2 separate regions of the Homo sapiens genome follow, and region 1 is linked to region 2. A link is a loop called in an ENCODE intact Hi-C map of the cell type or tissue named here. Cell type or tissue: heart left ventricle. All regions are shown on one strand. Links, peaks and the distances in the headings refer to the core of each region. The heading gives the core; the rest is flanking DNA. Region 1 overlaps LOC105378841 (a long non-coding RNA gene). Region 2 holds the start of GBP4 (guanylate binding protein 4).

Region 1 (11,486 bases), core at 3,907-8,906, 110 kb before region 2:
ACTTAATAATGGTGTTGCAAGATCGGGCACATGGTAGACAGGCACACATGGGGCAGTTACAACAGGTAATTTATCTCCTAGCATGCAAGTCCCTACCCCAGTTCCTTGATGGTTGAGTACTATGGGGTTAAAATCTTCCCAGACATCGCCTAAGTTTCAATATCCCCCTTATAAGGTTATACTCTCTCCCCTTCCCCGCTTAAGTTTTGATTTCCCAATAACGAAACTTTATTCCCTTTTATGTGCTGACCCCTCATCTACATTCTGTTTGCTTATTGTGACCTTCTAGGTGCATAAGCCATGCGGTTTGTTCCATTTGCCTGCCAGTACTTACATTTATTGTGTCTTGAAAGTGGACCATTTAAAATGTTTTCTCACAATGAATATGCTAATTACTCTGATTTGATCATTACACATTATGTATATGTATCAAAATATCACTCTATGTCCCATAGATATGTATAACTATTATGTGTTAACTAAAAAAAAATAGCCTGACGGTTGTTCTTATATACACTTAAATTTGTTTCTCAATCATCTATTCTGTTCTATTTTCTGTTTATTATAGTAAACTCAGTACTACACTAAAATGACTTATTTATGTTGTGTTTTAACAATGGAGCTAATTCTTTTCCAATACATTGTTTTGGCTCCTATTATTAACTGTTGTGGGAAGTCAGGGACCCCAAACAGAGGGACTGGCTGAAGCCATGGCAGAAGAATATAAATTGTGAAGATTTCATGGGCATTTATTAGTTCCCCAAATTAATACTTTTATAATTTCTTACACCTGTCTTTACTGAAACCTCTGAACATAAATTGTGAAGATTTCATGGACACTTATCACTTCCCTAATCAATACTCTTGTGATTTCCTATGCCTATCTTTAATCTCTTAATCCCGTCATCTTCGTAAGCTGAGGATGAATGTCGCCTCAGGACCCTGTGATGATTGCATTAACAGCACAAATTGTTTAAACAATATGAAATCTGGGCACCTTGAAAAAAGAACAGGATAACAGCGATGTTCAGGGAACAAGGGAGATAACCTTAAAGTCTGGCTGCCTGTGGGCTGGGTGGAACAGAGCCATATTTCTCTTCTTTCAAAAGCAAATAGGAGAAATGTCGCTGAATTCTTTTTCTCAGCAAGGAACATCCCTGAGAAAGAGAATGTGTTCCTAAGGGGAGGCCTCTGAAATGGCCGCTTTGGGAACGTCTGTCTTTTACAGTTGTAGATAAGGGATGAAATAAGCCCCGGTCTCCCGTAGCGCTCCCCAGCTTATTAGGACAAGGAAATTCCTGCCTAATAAATTTTGGTCAGACCAGTTGTCTGCTCTCAAAGCCTGTCTCCTGATAAGATGTTATCAATGACAATGTGTGCCCGAAACTTCATTAGCAATTTTAATTTCACCCTGTCCTGTGATCTCACCCTGCCTCCAACTGCCTTGTGATCTTTTGTTGCCCTTGAAGCATGTGATCTCTGTGACCCACAACCTATTCATGCACTCCCTCCCCTTTGAAAATTGCTAATAAAAACTTGCTGGTTTTATGGCTCAGGGGGCATCACAGAACCTGCCAACATGTGATGTCCCCCTGGACACCCAGCTTTAAAATTTCTCTCTTTTGTACCCTTTCCCTTTATTTCTCAGACCAGCTGACACTTAGGGAAAATAGAAAAGAACCTATGTGAAATATCGGGGGTGAATTTTCCCCAATAATTAACCAATTTTTCTGAGTGAAAATCAGGATCACTTTGTGAATTGCACCAGCACTGGATTTGTACTGGATGTGTGCCAAATATACACTGATTTATAGACACTATTTTTAGTTAACTGCCTTTGTTTTCAATCATGGCTTCTTGCTGTATGTATTCAAAGCTCTTTTTTAGTCTCATTATTATTTGGTAGTTTTCTACATTTCAATTCAAATGTAAATTTCATAATCAATTTGTTGATGTATTAACTTTTTTCCTTTTAAATTTTTCTCTAACGAGCTTTACATATTACATACAATTTACCATCATAACAAGTTTTAAGTGTACAGTTCAGTAGTGTTAAGTGTATTCACATTGCTGTACAACAGCCTAGGGCTTTTCCGTCTTGTGGAACTGAAACTGCAGGCCCAAAAAATCCCCAGCTTCCTAAAATGACCAGCCTCTTTGTAAAAAGATTTCAAGAAGTGACTGCCTTAAACACTTGCTGTTGAAAACAACAGCAAAAGGAAGGTGTTTCTCCTCTGTCCCCAGCAAGTTGCACACACTTCCAGTCATTGTGTTTAAAACGGTTTTGTATAAGGTCTTGCATAAAGAAAAGCTCTTTGGTCAATCCAAGGCAGCTGGAGATGTTGTTTCCTGTGATTGTGATTGAGATTAAAACTGAAATCAATGAATAGCTACTTACATAATAGGCTTATTTCTAAGATCCACTCCTTTACTGTTCTTGTAGAACAATAAGTTGATTTTTAAAAATATAAATCTATAGAATTCTTCATGAGAGCCATCTGCTAATGATTAAATAAACCACTGTACCTGAAGTTGCCTTCAGACCCAATATTCTTCCACTGGGGCTGTTTCAACTGCCAGGACATTTCATGGCATGTGCAGCTGATGCTCTGGTAAAAATTCACCTAAACCTCAGGGTCCTCAAAATGCCTAATTTGATTTAAGCTCATGTCTCTGTTGTGACATATTTTGCCACAAAGTTTCCAAAGCAATGGTGTCTGTGCACTATGTGGAACTCCCATAGGTTTTCTGTAGAATTTCCTTTTCACTTGTAGTGGAATGGCTATTTGGATAATGTATTACAAAAATGTAAAAAATAAGGTTCATTGTTTAATATTAATGTCAGACTCCAAAATTCCTGATAGAGAGGGAAATGTATGTTCTTGGAAACAAACTTGAAATGCATATTGGAGAAGAGGCATAGCTCCAACAATTTAAGTATCAGCAGATACCTAAGCAAGAAAAAATGACTATTAAATTGCTTTGTTAAAAAATTTTGTTTGTTTTGAAAAACAAGGTAGTGAGTAGAGGGAAGAGGATAGAATATAGGAGAGGACAGACTGAAACTAGCAAGGTAGAAGTAGGCTGGGCTCTTGTGGAGTGAAGGGCTGTGGTTACCCTCAAAGTTATGATGGTCAGAGAAATCCTAGGAAGAAAACTTCCAACACTTACATCTTTAACTAATTCTACTACACTCAAATGTGCTTTCTCAATTGTCTTACATTTGGGAGTGAGGGTAGATGAGGCACTATGTCCAATTCTATCTCATGTTAAACTGCCAACCCAAAACTGAGAGGTCTTCTTCATTATGGTTGGGAAAGTCCTATTGGAAAGGATCTGTCAGTGACACAGCATCATCTCAGCTGGCTCTGGAAAACCACCAAATGGCATAGGAATATAACGGAAAACTCTGCATAACCACAGACACCAGAGTTAGACATAAAAGTGAAAGCACTCAAATGTTCATCAAGAGTTGAGCGTTAAATAATTCATGATATATTCATATAATAAACACTATAGAGCAATGAGAACAATTGACCTACAGCTAAACCCCAAAATATCTACCAATCTTACATGTTTATTATTGAGTAAAAGACACTGGATACTAAGAAATATGTACTCTAAGATTCCATTTGCCTAAAGTACCAAAGCAGGATAGTAGTCTTGATGGGTGTAGGAGGAGGTGGTAGAGCATGAAGAGGGCTTCATGGAAACTGTTGTATTCTGAATTTTCTTTGGGTGCTGGCATTCTGAATATATTTAGTTTGCTCAAATCCACAGAGCTGTATATTTATGATGTGTCCACTTTTCTATATGTGTATTTATGCTTCAAAGTAATTTACTTATCTAACAAAATATGGAAATAAATATAACAAAATATGCCAAGGACTATACACTGAAAACTATGCAATATGCCAAGGGCTAATAAATGGTGGAACATATCATGGTTATGGACTGGAAGACTGACTATTTTGTGAGTCTAATTTTTCCACAAATATATCTATATATTCAATGTAATTGCCAGACTTATACATATAGTGAGTTGATTTATGGTAACGATAGTGAAAGGATAATCTTCTCAATAAATGGTGTCAGGCCTTCTATACACGTTAGAAAGAAATAAAACCTGGTTCTTACCCTCCTGACATTAAAAATAAGGCAATTCCAAATGGATTATAGATCTAAATGTGGAAGATAAAACAATCAAACTTATAGAAAAAAAAAGTCAATGACATTATTTTCACATTCTCCAGATTGGGAAACTGATACAAAACTATAATATTAAGTGTAAAAAAAAAAAGTCAATACATTTAACTACATTAAAATTGAGAACTGACAAAGATATAATTAAGAGACTGAAAAGGCAAATCAAAGATTAAAAACATATTATATATATAATTAGAATATGTAATGCAGTCTTCAAATCTACAAAAAAATAGAAGTAAAAGTCTTAAATAAGCTCATCCAAAAGAGGATCTCCTAATGAACAGCAAACATGAACACATGTTCAACTTCCGTAATTGTCTTTTATTCTCAAGGAAAACCAAATTAAACTGTGAATGAAATCTACATGTACCCACTAGAATGACTATAATCCAAAAGGCTGACATATCCAAATGATGGCAAGAATGTAGAGCACTGGGGAGCCTTAATATTGCTGATGAGAGTATAAATTGTGACAATCATATTAAAAATCTATTTGATATTATGTACTATGAGGTGAAAAAATGCATACTATATATTGAATACTTCTACTCCTAAGTATCTGTAGTGAAATATTATTACAGAACCCAAAAGCTTTCACATATATTTTAATACATAATATTGAGTTAAGGAAGTCAGTCATACAGCAAAACATTGTGTATGTTTCAGTTTATATAAAGAATAAAAAGGAGACAATAGCTGGATGCGGTGGCTCACGCCTGTAGTTTCAGCACTTTGGGAGGCCGAGGTGGGCAGATCACGAGGTCATGAGTTTGAGACCAGCCTGGCCAACGTGGTGAAACCCCGTCTCTACTAAAGATACAAAAAATTAGCCGGGCGTGGTGGCATGTGACTGTAATTCCAGCTACTCGGGAGGCTGAGGCAGGAGAATCGCTTGAATCTGGGAGGCGAAGGTTGCAGTGAGCTGCGATTGTACCATTGCATTCCAGCCTGGGTGACGGGGAGAGATTCTGTCTGAAAACAACAACAACAACAACAATAACAACAAAACAGACAGTAACAATCTATGCTCTTCCAAGTCAGGTAAAAGTTTCTGTATTAATTATCTGATATTGCATAAGAAATACCCTCTAAATGTAGTGAACTGAAACGTTTATTGTCTCATAGTTTCTAAAGTTCACAAGAATCTAGGAAGAAGGGGGATAATTATCTTTGTCATATTGCTGAGACATAAAATAAAATGAGGATGGAGAATTGACCATTCGACCTATCAGCATGGAGCAGGCAGGTCATGAGAGGGACTGATTGTGTGGGACTCTTGATATTGAGATTATGGAGGAGGTTTAGTTACTGGTAAGGAAAAGTTTCAGGCTGAGGTGAGATGATAGAAAAGACTTTCAGCTATTAGGAGGTCAAGGAACTGAGAGGCTGGGGAGATGCTTGTCTACCATATCTGAAAGGGCCCAAAGATCAACAAGAGTAATGGTAAGGAGAGAAAGGGTCAGTTGTTAAAATATTCAGTGAATAAAGGCATCCTGGGAGATCCAGGATGCCTAGCACAAAGGAGTTTTGAGTAGTACAGCCTGATGACATGTGCTTCACTTTATGTGTTTGTTTTGTTGTTGTTTTGTGGTTTTCTGGTGGGTTGAGGAGCTAAAGAAAGAGGGTAAGTTATCCGGAAGCAACAATGAAGAGGAAGAAGGGCATTTAATCTGTCACTTCAAGCTCTGTCAAATTAGGAATATGGAGGAAAAGCATGGTGTCAACACTTGAGAAAGGTGCTGGCATATTGCATATGGAAAGCAACTCTGCCAGTCATCAGCTTTGTGAGTTCTCTATGCCTCCTTTCATCATCTTCTCAATAAGCACATCAATACCTAATTCATATTATTTTGTGAGGCTGAATTGGGATAATGTACATAAAAGTCTTAACACATTATTAGAGGCTCATTTTGAACTTTGAAAACTTAGTAACACTTTCAATTAAGTATTAAAACACATTTCCCAAACTTAGTATTTGAATGTATGCTCCTTCTAAAAATGTTTTCAGAGCACAAAATATGTAATAATGTTATCTTTTATGTTGGTATCATTAGTACTTTGCCTAATGTCTCTTTTGATATTTCACATATGTCTATAAAATGTCTATTCAGGATGAGAGGACATAAAATAAATTACATAGCATTTTGTATCTGTATAAAATAAATATGGTCTAAATAAGTATTGTCAGAATACTATGCAGCCATAAAAAAGATTGAGATTGTGTCCTTTGCAGCAACATGGATGGAGATGGAGTTCATTATCCTAAGCAAACTAACACAGGAACATAAATCCAAATACCACAAGTTCTCGCTTATAAGTTGGAGCCAAACATTTATTACATAGGGACACAAAGAAAGGAACAGCAGACACCAGGGCCTTCTTGAGGGTTGAGGGATGAGAGTGAGGGTTGAAAACTACCTATCAAGTACTATGCTGATTACCTGGGTGATGAAATCATTTATATACCAAATCCCTGTGACATGCAATCTACCTATATAATGCTTGCACATGTACCCCTGAACTTAAAAGTTGGAAAATAAATAAAAATAAATGTTGTCAGACCATGCTTTATTGACACCATATACTAAGCAAATGACTTAACTGTTTTTGTCTAGTGTTCATACTGTAAGAAAAAGCTAAATAAAGAGGATAAATGATTTGGAAGCAAAAAATAAGAATAAAGGGCATCAAATCTGTGACTCTGAGCTTTGTCACATCAGGAATATGGAGGAAAAGCATGGTGTCACCACTAGAGGGAGGTGCTGTCATATCACATATGGAAAGCAACTTTGCCACTCCTCAGCTTTGTGAGCTCTCCATGCCTTATTCCATTGTCTTCTCATTGAGCACATCAATATCCAGTTTGTATAGTTTAGTGAGGCTGATATAAGATAATGTACATAAAAGTCTTAGCTCATTTTGAACATTGAAAATGTAACACTGTCAATTAATTATTTAATATCAAGATACCTTTCCCAAACATATGTAAATATATGCTCTTTCTAAAAATGTTTTCAGAGCATAAAATTTGTTATAATGTGTAAATGTGTGATCTTTTATTAAGGAATTTTTTTGCCAATCATTTACATATTCCGCAGTTTGAACAGAGGAGTGTAAAGCAATTCCAGCAGCCGCAGCAGTACCTGTGACTGTAATAAGGCCCATAATGACCGTTATAAGGGTAAAAATAAATCTTTTTGTTTTGGTAAACAGTCCCCTTAACATTTCTGTGACAATATGAATGGAAGGAGAGGCTCCCCAAGGTCTATTGAGGGAAACCGGTATCCAAACTCCTTCTCTAGCCCTCACCAGCAACACAGATGTTTTTACACCAAATGTGCAATCAATACAGATGAAAAGGCAACAGTTTTGACAAGTAATGGTTTGAGAATTTGGTCGAATATTAATATTTCTGACAATTAACATTAAAGGAGGCTTGACACAACTCTGAATGGGTATTGTTTGGCTGGAACAAAACTGATACGTAAATTGATGTCTCCCACCTTCTCCATTAATATAATTTTTTTTTCCAAACCCGAATATGAGATTGGGCCATCATTAACTTTCATAATTCAGGATGTTTAGGGTCTATGATTGGATTACTCATTTTTGGATGTGGGTCGGCCATACCAAAATTGGTCCAAATTATGGGAAAATGAGCACGTTTTTCAGTGTAAATGGTGTCATCTCTTTGATAATATAGTTCTTGGTTTAGTCCTATCTTGCATCTATCATTCTGATTGGTACAATTAACTGCAAAGGTCCCCTTAGGGGCCCAATCAATGATGATTCCATAGGGATTATTTTGCAGTACCACAGTGTGATCAGTGATGCAATCCTTCCAAATCAATGTTTCTAAATCCTTTGACCATTATTGAGGTTGTTGACACCTCTCTTTTCTGGGCTTAAACTGTTCCAATTGAACCAAACTTTGTAAAATAAATGACAGGATACTGGTCTTTGATTATGACCTGGAATCTTAACTAGCCAATGTTGTCGGTAGCCTTTTAGGCAACAGATAGCCAGCCCTATGCAAACAGGGGGGAATTGATAACCCACGGACACATTTATTAACATTCCTTCCTCCTCTGGGTGAGAGGGCCCACGAGAATCTGTAGGCTCAGGCATCCAAACACTACTATGAACGTAAACCTCAACCGGGGTTTCCAACCATGTGACAGGCCTAATTAAAGGCAGGAATGGGACATATGCCCAATAGGCATAATTAGCTGCAGTTGCTCCTGCAGGCCTGGGGAGACTTACCACCGTTGACACAATCATCAAGGCTGCAAGCTGCATATTCTCTGGAGTTTGGATTACCCTTGTGTTCTTTAGGCTTTTTTCAGCTAACTGTGTCAGCTTCTTTAATTGTGCCCAAGTCGGCGGCTCCGCTTTCTTGGTGGATGACAACTTTATCTGTAAGTTGTAGGTACCTAAACTGGAAGGTGTTTTTTTCCTGGGGAAATACAAGCAAAACCTCTCCCACATGTCATCACTTTCCGTGTTTCCCATGTTTTATTTTTATTATCTTTCTACCAAATCAGTTTTCCTTCATGTGGGCTGTTCCTTTTACCAGTTAGATGTTCTGCAGGGGTAATGGTCTGATTTCTATAAATGTTCAAAAAATTTAAAGTATAGAGTATTAGATTAAGTTGCATCTGGGGAGTGTTAATACTCCTTACTGTTTCTTCCTTTTTTTTTTTTGTTTAACCAATTGAGCTTTCAGTGTTCTATTAGTTCTTTAAATTATGGCCTGTCTTTGGGAATTATAGGGAATTCCTGTTTTATGTGTAATTTTTCACTGATTTAAGAATTTTTGAAAAGCTTTACTACAGTATCCTGGCCCATTGTCCATTTTAATTTTTTTTTTTAACTCTCATGACAGCAAAACAAGATAATAAATGTCTTTTAACATGGGAAGTACTTTCTCCTCTCTGGCAGGTTGCCCATATGAAATGTGAATAAGTATCAACTGTCACATGGACAAATGACAATTTTCCAAATGAAGGTACATGCGTGACATCCATTTGCCATAACACATTAGGACTTAGACCTCTGGGATTAACTCCTGCCTCCTGAGTGGGCAGGTGTAGAATCTGACACCGGGTGCAATCTTGTACAATATTTTTTGGCTGTTTCCATGTGATATCAAATTTATTTTTAATCCTGCTGCATTTACATGAGTCAAGGCATGAAGTTCTTGTGCTTCCATGAATGCAGATGATACTAGCAAGTCAGCTTGTTCATTTGCTTTAGCCAAAGGCCATGGTAAATTAGGGTGTGCTCGAATATGAGTAATACAAAATGGGAAATTTCTTTTTCTTACAGTTTGTTGTAACAAATTAAACAGCTCGTTTAACTGATAATCCATACTATATTTGAGTAGGGCTGTCACATGGTTGGAACCTCCGGTTGAGGTTTATGTTAATAATAGTGTTTGGATGCCTGAGCCTACAGATACTTGTGGGCCTCTCACCCAGAGGAGGAAGGAATGTTAATAAATGTGTCCATGGGTTATCAGTTCCCTCCTGTTTGCATAGTTCCCTTGGCTGCGGGTGGGAGGTCCCCGGCTTCTTGCACTTCCTGGGTGAAGCAACGCCCCACCCTGCTTCTGTTCGCCCTCAGTTGGTTGAACCCACTGCTTAACCGTCCCAATGAGATGAACTGGGTACCTCAGTTGGAAATGCAGAAATCACTTGCCTTCTGCGTGGGTTTCACGGTGCTGCAGACCGGTGCTGTTCCTATTCGGCCATCTTGGTCCCTCCCCTCAACTGGCACTCTTTAAATAATAAAAATCTTATGAGAATCATCAAACCGTTTGCTGAATTTGATCCATTCTCTCATGAGTACTTGGAAAAATGGCAGTGTGTGAAAATAAATATGACAATTGTATCCAAAATAAATTATGAAGACTTAATTGAAATAGAAATAGGCACATAGAAAGTGAAATGTTAAATAAATAAAGCAGGTTCTAAAAACTACTTCCTTATTAGATTTTATACCAGATTGGATAAATACTGATCCTTGATTCTTACAAGCTAACACTATTACAAAAAATCTTGAAATATTTTTTCTAACTCAAATTATTTATCTGACTATATTCAACAAATGAAACAAATTCTAGTTGATTGTAACATGCCATTGAACAGGATTTGTGGGATTAGTCTGACTCTGTGCTATGATAATATAGCTATTATGAAAAGTAAGGATTAAAGATGTGTGCACTCTTTAAAAACATCACTAAATAAACAGAATGTGCTATATGGATCTTATTCTCTTTTATAAGGGAATAAGCTGACCTCATAGTACTGAAAATGTTAAATACTAAGGTATTTTCAAGTTATATTTTCTTTTTGGATTCATCATGAAGAAGAGTGTATTATGCACACAGATCAATGTGCATTTTCTTAATTTTTATTCTTTATGGATACATAATAGTTGTATGCATTTATGGGTTACATGTGATATTTTGATACAAAAATAAAATATGCAATGATCAAATCAGGATAATTGGGATATCCTTCACCTCAAGCATTTATCATTTCTTTGTGTTCGGAATATTCCAATTCCACTCTTTTAGTTTTTTGAAATATGGGTACAAAAATATAGTTAGAAGAAATAAGATTAATGTTGTTAAAAATAGTTTAAATGAAATGTCTACTTGTGATGACAAAGGGAAGGAAATATAAAATAAGTGGTAGGGGAGGGATAGGATGAACGTCAATTCTGCCTTTGATTGAAGTTGCAGGAGCAAACTGTGGTATGTGCCACCAACTCCTGTGTATTAAGTTTTTTGTAGAACTGTAGCTGGTTATGAACTTGAGGACTTGGTAACAGACTGAATTTAATGTAGGGCAGGCACAGTGATCAGAGTGCTGAAGGGGTGAACTGTGTCAGATGCATCTGATACACTGACTCATCCTCTCAATGTCTCCTCTCATCCCAGCTGTGACTGGAATGGAGAGTTCAAAGGAATTCAAGCTGATAGCATCTTGCTTTAGGACAGATGTTTCTTGTCTTTCTGTTCAATCCTAAGGCCATTTCTATACAACGGACACTTTTTTTTTTCTGTATTAAGAGTCTGTTTATTTCAGTATTAAGGTAAAAGAACCTAGTTATAATAAGTGTTTTTCATATCTTTCTTCATCATTCTCACAACAAATATATGAGAAGAATGACGCTTAAAAGGTATGTAACTTTCTGAGGTGAGGCAACTAGTAGGTTGTAGAATTGGTTTTTGAATGCAGATTTCTCTCCTTCTTTCTCCACTGTTCTTTCTC
Region 2 (11,486 bases), core at 2,681-7,680:
TTGAATAATAGGGTAAATAACAAATTTTGAAGCCAATGCTGAATTCAAACTTCATATTTAGATTTTTACATTAATCCTTTTCAGGCTATCGGTTCATTTAGCAGAAATGAATGACATTGTCAATGTGAGTAACATTCAATAAAGTGCCTAGAACATAATAGGTGCCAAGTAATCAGCGTGCAATTATTCCATTGCAATTTTGTTCTCACTCATGGCATATTAAGGCCACAAATGCTATTCAGTTAAGTTCAAAAACTTTACATTGTGTATCTGACAAAATGCAGACCCTGCATTTGGTTTTGTGGATATAAAGTTCCTCACGACAGTCCCTGCCTTCAAGAAGATGGCTTTCTGGTGCAGCAGATAAACATGTCAATATACAAATTCAATCAGAATAATAATCACTGCTGGGGGAGGAAAACCCAAAGTTATAAAGTATAAAACAAATAAAAAGAAGGGAGGGGGAGGCACATAAATGTGAATAGTTACTCTGTGAATTCAGGAGCAAGAAGTGATTATGTTTGACAGGCATATGAAGGCAGCAGTTTGAAAATAGTTGCACTTCAAAAAGTTGATAGAGTGTGGACTTGTGAAGAAGGACGGATAAAGCAGGTGGAAAGATCAATAGAAGCCAAGTCAGAATTGTCACAGCATGGTCATAAAAGGGCATTACACAGTTATTTCATTTGCCTGAAGCAGTGAGTATGCATGTTGGTGAAGTGGAAGAGGAGGCTGGAAACAAGATTCATGGCAAGACATGAAAGGGTTTTTAAAAAAATTTAGATGGTCCCCAAATCACATTACAAGTTCTAAGGTCAGCTAGTAGTTCTGCTGCTGCCATCAGTTTATGTTTTGATATGTTTTGATCGCTTGACAAACGTAATTAGACACAAAGAAGTTTATGAAAACTACAACATATTAAGAATAAATGTTTCACTTTGATATTACACTAAGAGAATAATTCAGACCTTTAATACTGAAATTTAAAGTTCAGAATTGCTAAGTTGGTGCTTCCTTCCCTCAACTCCCTTTTTTCAATAATGGAAGCCAAGGATCTACTGCTGCTACTTTCAATTCAGACATAAGACTAATGCAAATAAGAAGAATGGACTGATCGCACCTAACACTTTAAGACAAAATACCTAAAGTTATCTCACTTACAATATTCTTTGTGGGTCTAATTCATGCTATTAAAGAAGTCAGTGGAGAATTAATCTCCAAAGCTCAGAGAGTTGAACCAAAATGTTAGTGATAAAATTAATGCTTTTCTGAAAACTACTGAAATAGATTCCTTCACTAAAACCCTATTTTTTCATGGTCCCCTCCTCCAACCCCACACGCCTTAAATAGTAGATCCCATTGTTCCCATGGGTTACAACTTTCTCCAACAAGCCTTCTCTAAGTCGAATGACTGAACTAGCTTCTCACTTTTTGCATCTGTGAAACCCTGTACTTATCATACCCCATATTTCTTGTCTTCACAACTAGGCTCTTGGCCTTTACCTTGTTTACTGTTTTATCTGTAGTACTCAGTACAGAGCCCTGGAATTCATCTCTTCAATACATATTTATTAAATTATATCATTCACTCCAGTGTTAAAAATAAGAAGATCTACTCTTAAATATGCCTCAATACTTGAAATTAATAAGGAAGTCTGAGGAAACAGAATTTAGCCTCATTATTCATAATTAGATTTGAGTTTACAGAGATATGTACAGAAGTTGAAGGGAGCTGAAAAAATTAAAAGATGAGAGGTCAACCATGAGCGGTGAAGTTTCTCTGCCTTACCTTTTCTACATCGCCCAGGCCCTCGGTGTCCAGAAGGACCAGGGTGTGGTTTGGCTTAGAGAGGTGGGGCACACACCACATCCAGATGCCCTTAGTTTCAGACTGCACCGTGGAGCCCAGAGGGAAGCCTGCAGGGAAGAGGAAAAATAACAAACAGTAACAGTGGATAGACCAGGATGTCCCAGGATTACACCGGTTAAACTTGTAGGAATGTTTAAGTGGCTGACAGGGGAAAAGGGTTGTTTCCATCTCAGGCAGGACAACTAATCTGACCTTTATATGTATTAAGAATTTTCTCAAACTTGTTTTCTTTCTTAAACTTGTTTAGTAGACAGCGGTTCAGTCCCTAATGGTGCCGAGCTGCTGAGCCAGAGAGGAAGTAGGACATTAGGGGGAAGAAATGGCTGCATGGTCTTTCTTTAAAAACAGAAGCACCTAACAGAGCCATAGGTAGATTGTCTTAAAAGTCAGTAAGAACCAAAAGAGAAACCTGGTAGGAAAAAATAATTTAAAAAAAAAGCTTTCACAAAATAAGAAATGAAAATGGCAATTGATATGTGAAAAGGTACTTAAACTTACTCATAGTGAAATAAATGGCATGCAACAATACATTCTACAGGGCAGCACAAGTTAAAAGGCTTTATGTTACTGAATTTTTCGCAGGATGTAAAATTCTCAGTCACTGCTAATAAGCATGTAAATTGCATTTGAATTTTGAAAAGCTATTGGACTTTATCTAGAAATTTTATGTACTCTCTGATTCAGAAATCCCACTTCTGAGAATATTACACAAAGGAAGATTTTGTACATGTGCACCAGGATATAAATAATAAGAGTATTAATGACAGCCTTATTCATTAAAGATAAAAACTGGAAAAATACCAATTTTCAACAATAAATAAATGTACTGTCCTTAGGTAGTGGCATACTGTCTGAGGGTATAAATAATGGGTACACATAGTAACTAGAGAAAACTTATAAACTTCTTATTGAGCAAAAGAAGCAAGACATCCAAAAATACACACAATATAATTTCCTTTATGTAAAGTTTAAAAGCAGACCAACCTAAACTATGTTTTAGAATGCATATATATTATGTAGAACCATTTTTAAAAACCAAGAGTCAAAGAAGTGTGCCCTGAAAACAAAAACACTGGTGAGTTCTAGTGAAGGTATGACAGGGTATGATTTTTGGATGTTTAGGTTTGGTAATGTTTTATTTCTTGATCTGGATAGTGATTTCTCATGTATTCACTTTATTAACTTCACTGTAAAGGTATGTTGTACATACTCTTCTTTATGTGTCATAGTTCACATATTAGAAAGACTAACTAGAAGGGAATATAATTTATCAGAGTTTTGCCATGAAATGAAGCAAAAAATTAGAAATGGTAGCCCAATTTAAATAGAGGATACACAAGAATTATAATGCCTGTCCTTCTTCATATTTATTTTTTAAAACAGGATCTATTAAACTATATTTGTGTGCTATTTGAAGTGACCAGGTATCCTACACAAAAGTGATGAATGAGAAAGAAAGGGAATAATTGCTGGGGCTGAGCCCCTGAAGAGGTGAGCATAGATGGGATGAAGAAGACCCATGGAACGGATCTTTCGATAGGGTTGAGATGATTCTTTACTATTGGACTAAAGAGTGATATATATTTGAGATTGTAAATTTAGTGGTGAGAATTAGAAGTTTTCTTCATTGGGAGAAGTCATGCCCTTCTTTAGGATGACCCTAGAGGGGGTGTGATCAGCTGTGTTATCACTGGTTCCAAGTAAATGGCTCCTGTCCTAGGACCACACTCACCATTGCGCTTTCCTGCAAGACGATTCATGAGATAGGATTTTCCTGTGCGGTATAGCCCTACAATGGCCACCACCACCACGGGCTGAGAAATCTTGTCAAGAATCTCTAATGCCTTTGAATTCACTGTCAGCTGCTCTTCCTGGTTTTCCACTAGACAAATGGGGGCCATCATGATGGATTCAGATTCTGGATAACCTGTAACCCAGAAAAAAATACTCAGTAGAATACAAGATCTTGAAGTCATCCCTAAGGGCTACCTAAGGCACATACATATTAGCTTTTTGCTTGTGGAATGGTATATAAAATTTCTACATTTTAATGGTATATAAATATATTTCTACGTTTAATGGTATATAAAATTTCTATGTATATAAAATTTGTACATTTCAAATGGAAAAATATTTAGTTTAGCATGTCAAAGACTAGTACAGATCTGTTATGTACATTATTTATGATTCTTACAAGAACGCTAAAAATGCCTTGTCAAGGTGATGCATAAAATAAACAGAATTAGAAAATCAAGGCACTGATGGCAGAATAATTCCACTCCTGGAATAAATAGGGGCAGGATGTTACAAAAAGGAGATGAGGAGTGGTTAGAAAAGGCTCCAGGCATTCCAGAAGAATTTGCTCTCTCATTAATTTAATAAAGAGTATTGCGTACCTACCATGTGCTAATTAACACCGTTCTAGATTCTCAGCAACAAGCAAGGAACATAATTGATACAAACTTCTGCCTCTTGGAGCTCTATTTGTTGTAACCCAGCGAGTTACAGAGAAACGCCACACTCTGAGACGAATTCAGGAGTCCTTTATTAGCCGGCGACCGAGAGACGGCTAGTGCTCAAAATTCTCTCGGCCCGAAGAAGGGGCTAGATTTTCTTCTATACTTTGGTTTAGAAAGGAGAGGTTGGGGGGAGGGGTCTAGTTAAAACAATCCTACAGAAGTAAAGTAGGCAAAAAGTTAAAAGGATAAATGGTTACAGGAAAGTAAACAGTACTAGGTGCAGGGGCTTTAATTCTATCACAAGGTGATAGAAGCGGGGCTTTGGGCTTTATCAACCAGACACAAACGCGGGGGGCTCTGGGTGCTGTTAACCGGGCGAATTCCTGGGAACTGCGGGTATGGCTTGCCACAGTACCTTATCAGTTAATTGCATTCTTGGATGTGCTGGGAGTCAGCTTGCACAAGTTAAGTCCCTGAGGAAGCGGGTGGGTAAGGGGCTGCAAGTGAAGGAGCCGAGATGCAGACTGTCTGGCTCTTTCAGCTAAGGGAGAGTCAACTCAGGTTAAAACAAGGTAGGGTATCACATATTCTAGTGGGGGACAGAAAATTAATAAAACAAACAAGCAAAAAATGTGTATATGTATACTAGATGATGGTATTTCGCAGGAGAAAATGCCACAGCTCTGGGAGGAAGCCCGAGGAGGAGCAGCGCATCCTGGAGACACCGGTGCGCCTCTGGTCGCCGCCTGTGGACCGTCTAGAGACGCTGGGCCACACGGAGCAAAGCACTCAGGGGTTCAAGCAGCATCAGACTTCCCCGCGAGGTTCCTCCACTGCCTTTGTCACCCGCCAGTGTGAAGTCTCCAACCCTCCCCGTGTGCAGTCTGCGCTTGGGAATTTGTTGTTGTTTGTTATAACCCAAATATACTTGAAAGGTAAAGCTTAAGAGCAAACTTACCTGGTGTGGGCACTGCAGCGTGAAGAGTTCTCTCACCCATTGCTCTGTCCTCCTGCGCCTGGATCCTCGAGAAACGGACTGTTCTTAGAAGCTGAAAGTCCAGCCGGATTTACAGACATCCAAGTAAGAGTCTGTGAGAACCGAAATTGAAAGGACATGCACTTTGTGGGGAGTTGACTGTTGGGGATTTTCCTGTTTATCAAGACAGGAAACTAAAGGAGCTTGAAAGTGCTGGTTCCTCCACACCAGACTCCTGAAACTCAGGTTTGTTTGTCCCTCTTCCACCCTTAGCTTAGGTATCTTTCGCCTCCAAAATGAATATAGAGCAGCAGACATGAATGTTGTTTCATCTACCTGTCTCTCAGGGGTAATTTTGTCAGGGAAGAAATTTGAGTTTTTGTTTGCTTTTATTTTTTTTTACATGCTTATATGTTTCTGTTTCTCATCTCTTTTCTTTATTTTTTCATTAACCATAAAATATGTGTGTGTTTGTGTGTGTGTCTATGGATATCTATGTATCCTCTAACGTTGTTGCCCAGAGGTGCGGTGGTGGCAAGTAAATACTTCTCTTTCAAAACACAAACATCTCATTGAAACTGGATCTTTTGGAGGACAGGAGGATGATTGGACCATAAAAAGCATAATTTATAATTAGGAGTCTTACCCAGGCTACCAGAAAAATGGACTCAGTTCCTAAAATGACTAGCCAGTTTGTTAACAGAGTTTGGGAAATCTATCTGAAATAAATGGGTAATGATTCCCCATTTGTGCCTATCCCTTAGATCTTCCTATTTGTTTAGTAATGTCTGATTAAACATTTGCAAATTAATAAGTACAAAATTTTAGGCACTTAATCAGGTAAAATTACTGGTGCCGATTTTGATTCAAAACTTAACATTTATTTCCTATAAGCAATATTGAAAGTGAAAATAAAGCTAAGTCAAGTTTTAAATAGGACCAGTAATAAGAAATCAGGTGCTTTTTTCTCTTACCATTTTTTAATGTCAGGAAGTCCCTCTCTCTTAAAAAAAAAAAAAAAGAAGAAGAAGAAAAAGTACAGGGATGACTGAATCCAGGTAAATGTGTTTGAAACACCTGAATTTCACCAGTGGCACCCCTTTCCAGATAATCCAATGTTACTGACTTCAGATAATCATGGAAATGTTAATCAAGAAGAAATTTAGGCTGGGTGTGGTGGCTCACTCCTGCAATCCAACCATTTTGGGAGGCCAAGGTGGGCAGATCACTTGAGTCCAGGAATTGGAAACCAGCCTGGGCAATATGGGGAAACCCCATCTCTACAAATAATAATAATAATAAATTAGCTGGGCATAATGGCATGTGCCTGTTATAATAGTCCTAGTTACCTGGGAGTCTGAGGTGGGAGGATGACCTGAGCCCAGGAGGTCAAGGCTGCAATGAGCCATGGTGGTCCCACTGCACTCCAACCTGGGCAACAGAGTGAGATACTGTCTCAAAAAAAATTGTTAATTCACAGTTGTATGTATAATGATTGCACATAGCAATATGTCTATGCACATAGAAAATATACATAGCAATATGTCTGTGTTACACAGATAAAAGTCTATAAGTGTTCCCCCAACCACTACCTCCTTAAAATTAGTACTTCTAGCTCAGGTGATTTTTTTAAAATGTCTTTCTGAATTATATGAATTTTTAAAGACTTTTTTTATAATCACAGATATGCACACACATACTCATAAAAAGGAAATAACTTTTATTTTGATAAAAAGACTCTGAACATTTTTTGAATATTTTTCCATATCAGATTTTGAGCTTCTTATTTATACATTTTTTGAATATTTAAAGTGCAATGTCTATATGTTTTTGTATTTTGTGGTTAACTTGTAATTCATTTACAAGATGTATCAAATAAAACAGTTTTTTGAAATGAGGGTGTTTTACTGGCTCACTGATTTTGGAAGGAAACTGGAGGAAATGAGTTGCAGATGTTTTTAATCTCACTGAGCAAGGCAAGGAGACAGAAAGTTATGACGTTAGTAGATCATACAGGGCAAGTGATAATGTTATCTGTGTGTACTTACTTTAATATAGTTCAGAATAGTCACTGTCGTGTGTGTGTCTGTGTTTTTACAAATTGACATTCTGGAGGTAGTGATAAGCATATGAATGGCCCAATCTGGAATGATCTCCTGAAGAAGAGGTACCCTGTTCTGTGTCAACACCAAATTCTTATCAACTGGCATAAAGGATGTAGAAGTAATAATAACACCATTGTTGTTTAACAGAGGTGATTGGCTCAAAAAATAAGCATGAAGAAGTGTCTTTGTCTGTTTGGGCGTCTATAAAAAATAAGTAAATTGGGTAAGTTATACACAACAGAAATTTACTTCTCACATTCTTGAAGGCTGAGAAACACACGATCGAGGCATGGGTAGATTGGGGGTCTGATAAGGGTATGCTTCCTGGTTCATGGTTGGTGGCCCCTTGATGTGTACTCACATGGTGAAGGGCAAGGCAGGTCTCTGGAGTCTCATTTATAAGGGCACTAGTCTCACCAGTTTCATTCTCATGACCTAAGTTCATTCTCACTTCCTAAATGACCCACTGTCTAATACTATCACACTGGTGATTAGGTGTCAACATTGGTGATTAGGTGTCAATATACTTTGGGGTGATGGGGAGGTGCAAACATTCAGACCACAGTAAGAATGAATAAAATCAGACAAGCCTCCAGGCCTATGCCATCTGTGCAGTGTTCCAGTTGAAGAGCCCTGCTTTTCACACTCCATAGAGGATTTTGCCACTTGGTCTAACTTCAAGGCCAGTCACAGAGCCTCACCATATTCAACTTGGAATGAACTCTGGCTTCAAAGGAGCAGCGTCCATAGGCTAAGAACACATTACATGACTATTTGCAGCTACTTGCTATTGAATTTTTGACACAATTTAATCCAGGATTTTTTTAGTGTCATGTAACTGAAACAAAAATGGTATCAAGTATTGGGGGATGGGGATTTATGACTTCTCTGAGTTCTAACCACAAGGGGCATTTCACACTTTTAAAAATGATTCTATAACGCTTCACATTACTATTTAATTACTGATCAAAGCCAATCTACTCAGTAGTACCCAGGAACAACACATTTTCTTTGAAATTAAACAAAAGAGAGTATATTAGAAAGATGAACTAAAGCATTCAAATGAAAATGTGGGGCTCGTCGTTAAAAAAATCATCAAGAAATTCAATATAATAATTTCAAATCAAGCATTGACTTTTCTGAGGCTATGGTACTACATGACTGCATAATTTGCTTATCCATGAAGACAGAGCTATACATAAGATTTTTTTTTCTGAAAAACACTCTTTTCTCTCTTTTCCCTCTTTCCTTTTCTCTTTTCCTCTTTTTCCTTCTTTCATTTGCAATAATGCCAAAGATCTGTTGTTAGTTTTGATTTAGACTCAGAGTAATGTAAAATTAGGAGAAATCACACATTGCCCTTAATACTGTGAAGATCGAATACCTAAAATTATCTTATTTACACTATTTTACATAGGTTAAGTTCATGCTTTCAGAGAAGTCAGTGAAGAGTTAATCTCCAAAGCCCTTGGAGTTGGAACAAAACCTTTATGATGATCCTGATGTAGCTGAAGCTTTTATGGAGATTATTTAAATACATAACTTCACTGAAACCCTGTTTTCCGAGGCTTATGTTTCCAAATCGATCACTCTCGTGTGCTTTAACTGATAGCTCCCGGTGATTCCACTAGTTACGGTCCAGATGTTATTTCCTCCAAGAGACTTTATTTGGTTTATACAACTGAACTAGATCCCTACTTCTCTGCATCTATGGCACCCTGTTCTGATCACACTGTATGTGTGGTCTCCCTAATGAGGCTTTAGGCTTTTATCTTGTTTACTGCCCTTTTATAGTATTTAGCACAGAGCCCTGGAATTCAGCTGCTCAATAAATATTTATTAATTCTATTGTTCACCCCAGTGTTAAAATAAGATCTTATCTTAATATTCCAAAGTATTTGAGCTTACCAAGGAGAAAAGTTCAGGGAAACAGAACTTAATCTCATTCTTCATGATTCATATTCACATTTTGCAGAAATATTACAGATAAGCTGAATCAAGGTAGCCAATTAAATGTTGAGAATCAAGAGTAAAGAAGATTTCTTCATGACTCTGCCTTAACCTTCCTGCATAACCCAGACCCTCAGTGTGGTTCTGCTTGGAGAGAGTCCTACATCCAGAACCCTGGGTTCCAGACCTCATAGCAGAACCCACACAGAAGCCTGCTAAGGAAGAAGACAAAGCAACAGTACAGTGACAGCAGATAGGACAGGCAGTCCCAGGTATAAATTTGGTTGTAGGAATTGGAAATTATTTTATAGAGAAGAGTTGGTCTCTTTCTTATAATAACCTTAGAGTTGGTGTGATCAGGTGCATTATTATGATTCCGAACTAATGGTCTCTGTCTCAAGACCAGACTCACTATGGTTCTATGCTGCAAGATGATTCATCAGGTAGGATTTCCCTACACACTGTAGCCTTACAATAGTCACCATCACCACAGGCTGAAATATCTTGTAAATAATCTTTACTGTGTCAGATTAACCATCAGCTGCTCTCTCTGGTTTTCCACTAGACAAACAGGGGCCATGGTAAGCTGCAATCAGAAGAGTCTCTCAGTGGATAAGATTCCAAAGTCATTTCTAATGGTTGTCAAGGCATGAGCATATCAGCTTCCTGCTTGTGGAGCCTTTGTATCAACTTCCAAGGGAAAAGTATGTAGAATTGCACTGACAGATCATAGAGCTCTTTCTCCAGTATGCCCATTACTGTTGGTAAAATTGATGATAATAGGATATAATTGGTGTCTAAAGTCTCATTCTTCTAAAAATAATATTCTAGCTAGTGAATTCCTCTCTATATTAATGCCTGGTGCAGATGCTTTATGTACATTATGCATTGATCCTTAAAAGAACCATAAATTAAAGTATTTGATCTCTTCTACTAGATGAAATAAAGGCAGTAAAGATATAGGCAAAATGATTGGTTACATATTTCATAGTCAGTGGTTGAAGCAAGAATTGAACGGTGATCTATTTTTCTCACTGTATTACTTGCAAAAAACTAACCCGTCAGAATCAACTTCCTAAAATAAACTCTTTTACATATATAATAAGTGATATGGTTTGGATTTGTGTCCCTGTCCAAATCTAATGTCGAATTGGAGGAGGGGCCTGGTGGGAGGTGATTGGATCATGGGGGCAGATATCCTCCTTGCTATTCTCATGATAGTGATTGAGTTATCATGAGATCTGATGGCTTAAAAGTGTGTGGCAATTCCCCCTTTCCTCTCTCTCTCTCTCCTGCCACCGTGTGAAGAAGGTGCTTGCTTCCTCTTTGCCTTCTGCCATGATTTTAAGTTTCCTGAGACCTCCCATTCATGCTTCCTGTTAAGCCTGTGGAACTATGAGTCAATTAAATCTCTTTTCTTCATAAATTACCTAGTCTCAAGTAATTCTTTATAGCAGTGTGAGAATGGAAATACAGAAAATTGGTACCAAGAGTGGGGTACTGCTATACCTGAAAATGCAGAAGTGACTTTGGAACAGGGTAACACAGAGGTTGGAACAGTTTGGAGGGCTCAGAAGAAGACAGGAAGATGTGGGAAAGTTTGGATATTCCTAGAGACTTGTTGAATGGTTTTGACCAAAATGCTGATAGTGATATAAACAATGAAGTCCAGGCTGTGTGGTCTCAGATGGAGAGGAGGAACTTATTGGGAACTAGAGTAAATGTCACTCTTGCTATGGTTTAGCAAAGGGACTGGTGCCATTTTGCCCTTGCCCTAGAACTTTGAATTTGAGAGAGATGATTTAGGGTATCTGGCAGGAGAAATTTCTAAGCAGCAAGACATTCAAGATGTAACCTGGCTGTTTCTAAAAGTGTACTTTCATATGCATGAAGAAAGATAATCTGAAACTGGAACTTATATTTAAAAGGGAAACAGAGCATAAAAGTTTGGAGAATTGCAGCCCAGCCATGTGGTAGAAAATAAAATCCCATTTTCTGAGGAGAAATTTAAGCCTGCTTCAGAAATTTGCATCAGTAAAGAGAAGCTGAATGTTAATAGCTAAGACAATGGGGAAAATGTCTCCAGGGCATTTCAGGGAATTTTATGGCAGCCCCTTTCATCCCAG

Evidence for each region. Peaks named below come from ENCODE experiments on the same cell type or tissue, not always from the same donor. Only the 100,000 strongest peaks of a DNase experiment are listed, where the experiment ranks them.
Region 1: a loop joins it to region 2, with 2.4 times the contacts of the local background. A loop is called at or near these places in 2 of 110 quality-filtered maps.

What each region holds. Positions count from the first base shown.
Region 1 is chr1:89,079,025-89,090,510 of GRCh38, forward strand. All of the region lies in intron 4 of LOC105378841 (a long non-coding RNA gene), which reads left to right. Among named protein-coding and RNA genes, the nearest start is that of GBP1, 20 kb to the left of the region's middle. In heart left ventricle, for the core only: a CTCF peak has its summit at 6,956 (motif pointing right); no DNase peak of the experiment used is centred there.
Region 2 is chr1:89,193,508-89,204,993 of GRCh38, forward strand. GBP4 (guanylate binding protein 4) reads right to left here and starts at 5,435. Exons shown (of 11, transcript NM_052941.5): 1 at 5,288-5,435; 2 at 3,603-3,797; 3 at 1,790-1,917. The coding sequence starts at 5,327. It overlaps LOC107985076 (a long non-coding RNA gene), which reads left to right and starts at 4,840. Exons shown (of 3, transcript XR_002958332.2): 1 at 4,840-4,901; 2 at 4,996-5,551. RefSeq lists a silencer at 5,239-5,533. In heart left ventricle, for the core only: no CTCF peak of the experiment used is centred there; a DNase peak (open chromatin) is centred at 5,124; H3K4me3 peaks cover 4,325 bases; H3K27ac peaks cover 2,981 bases.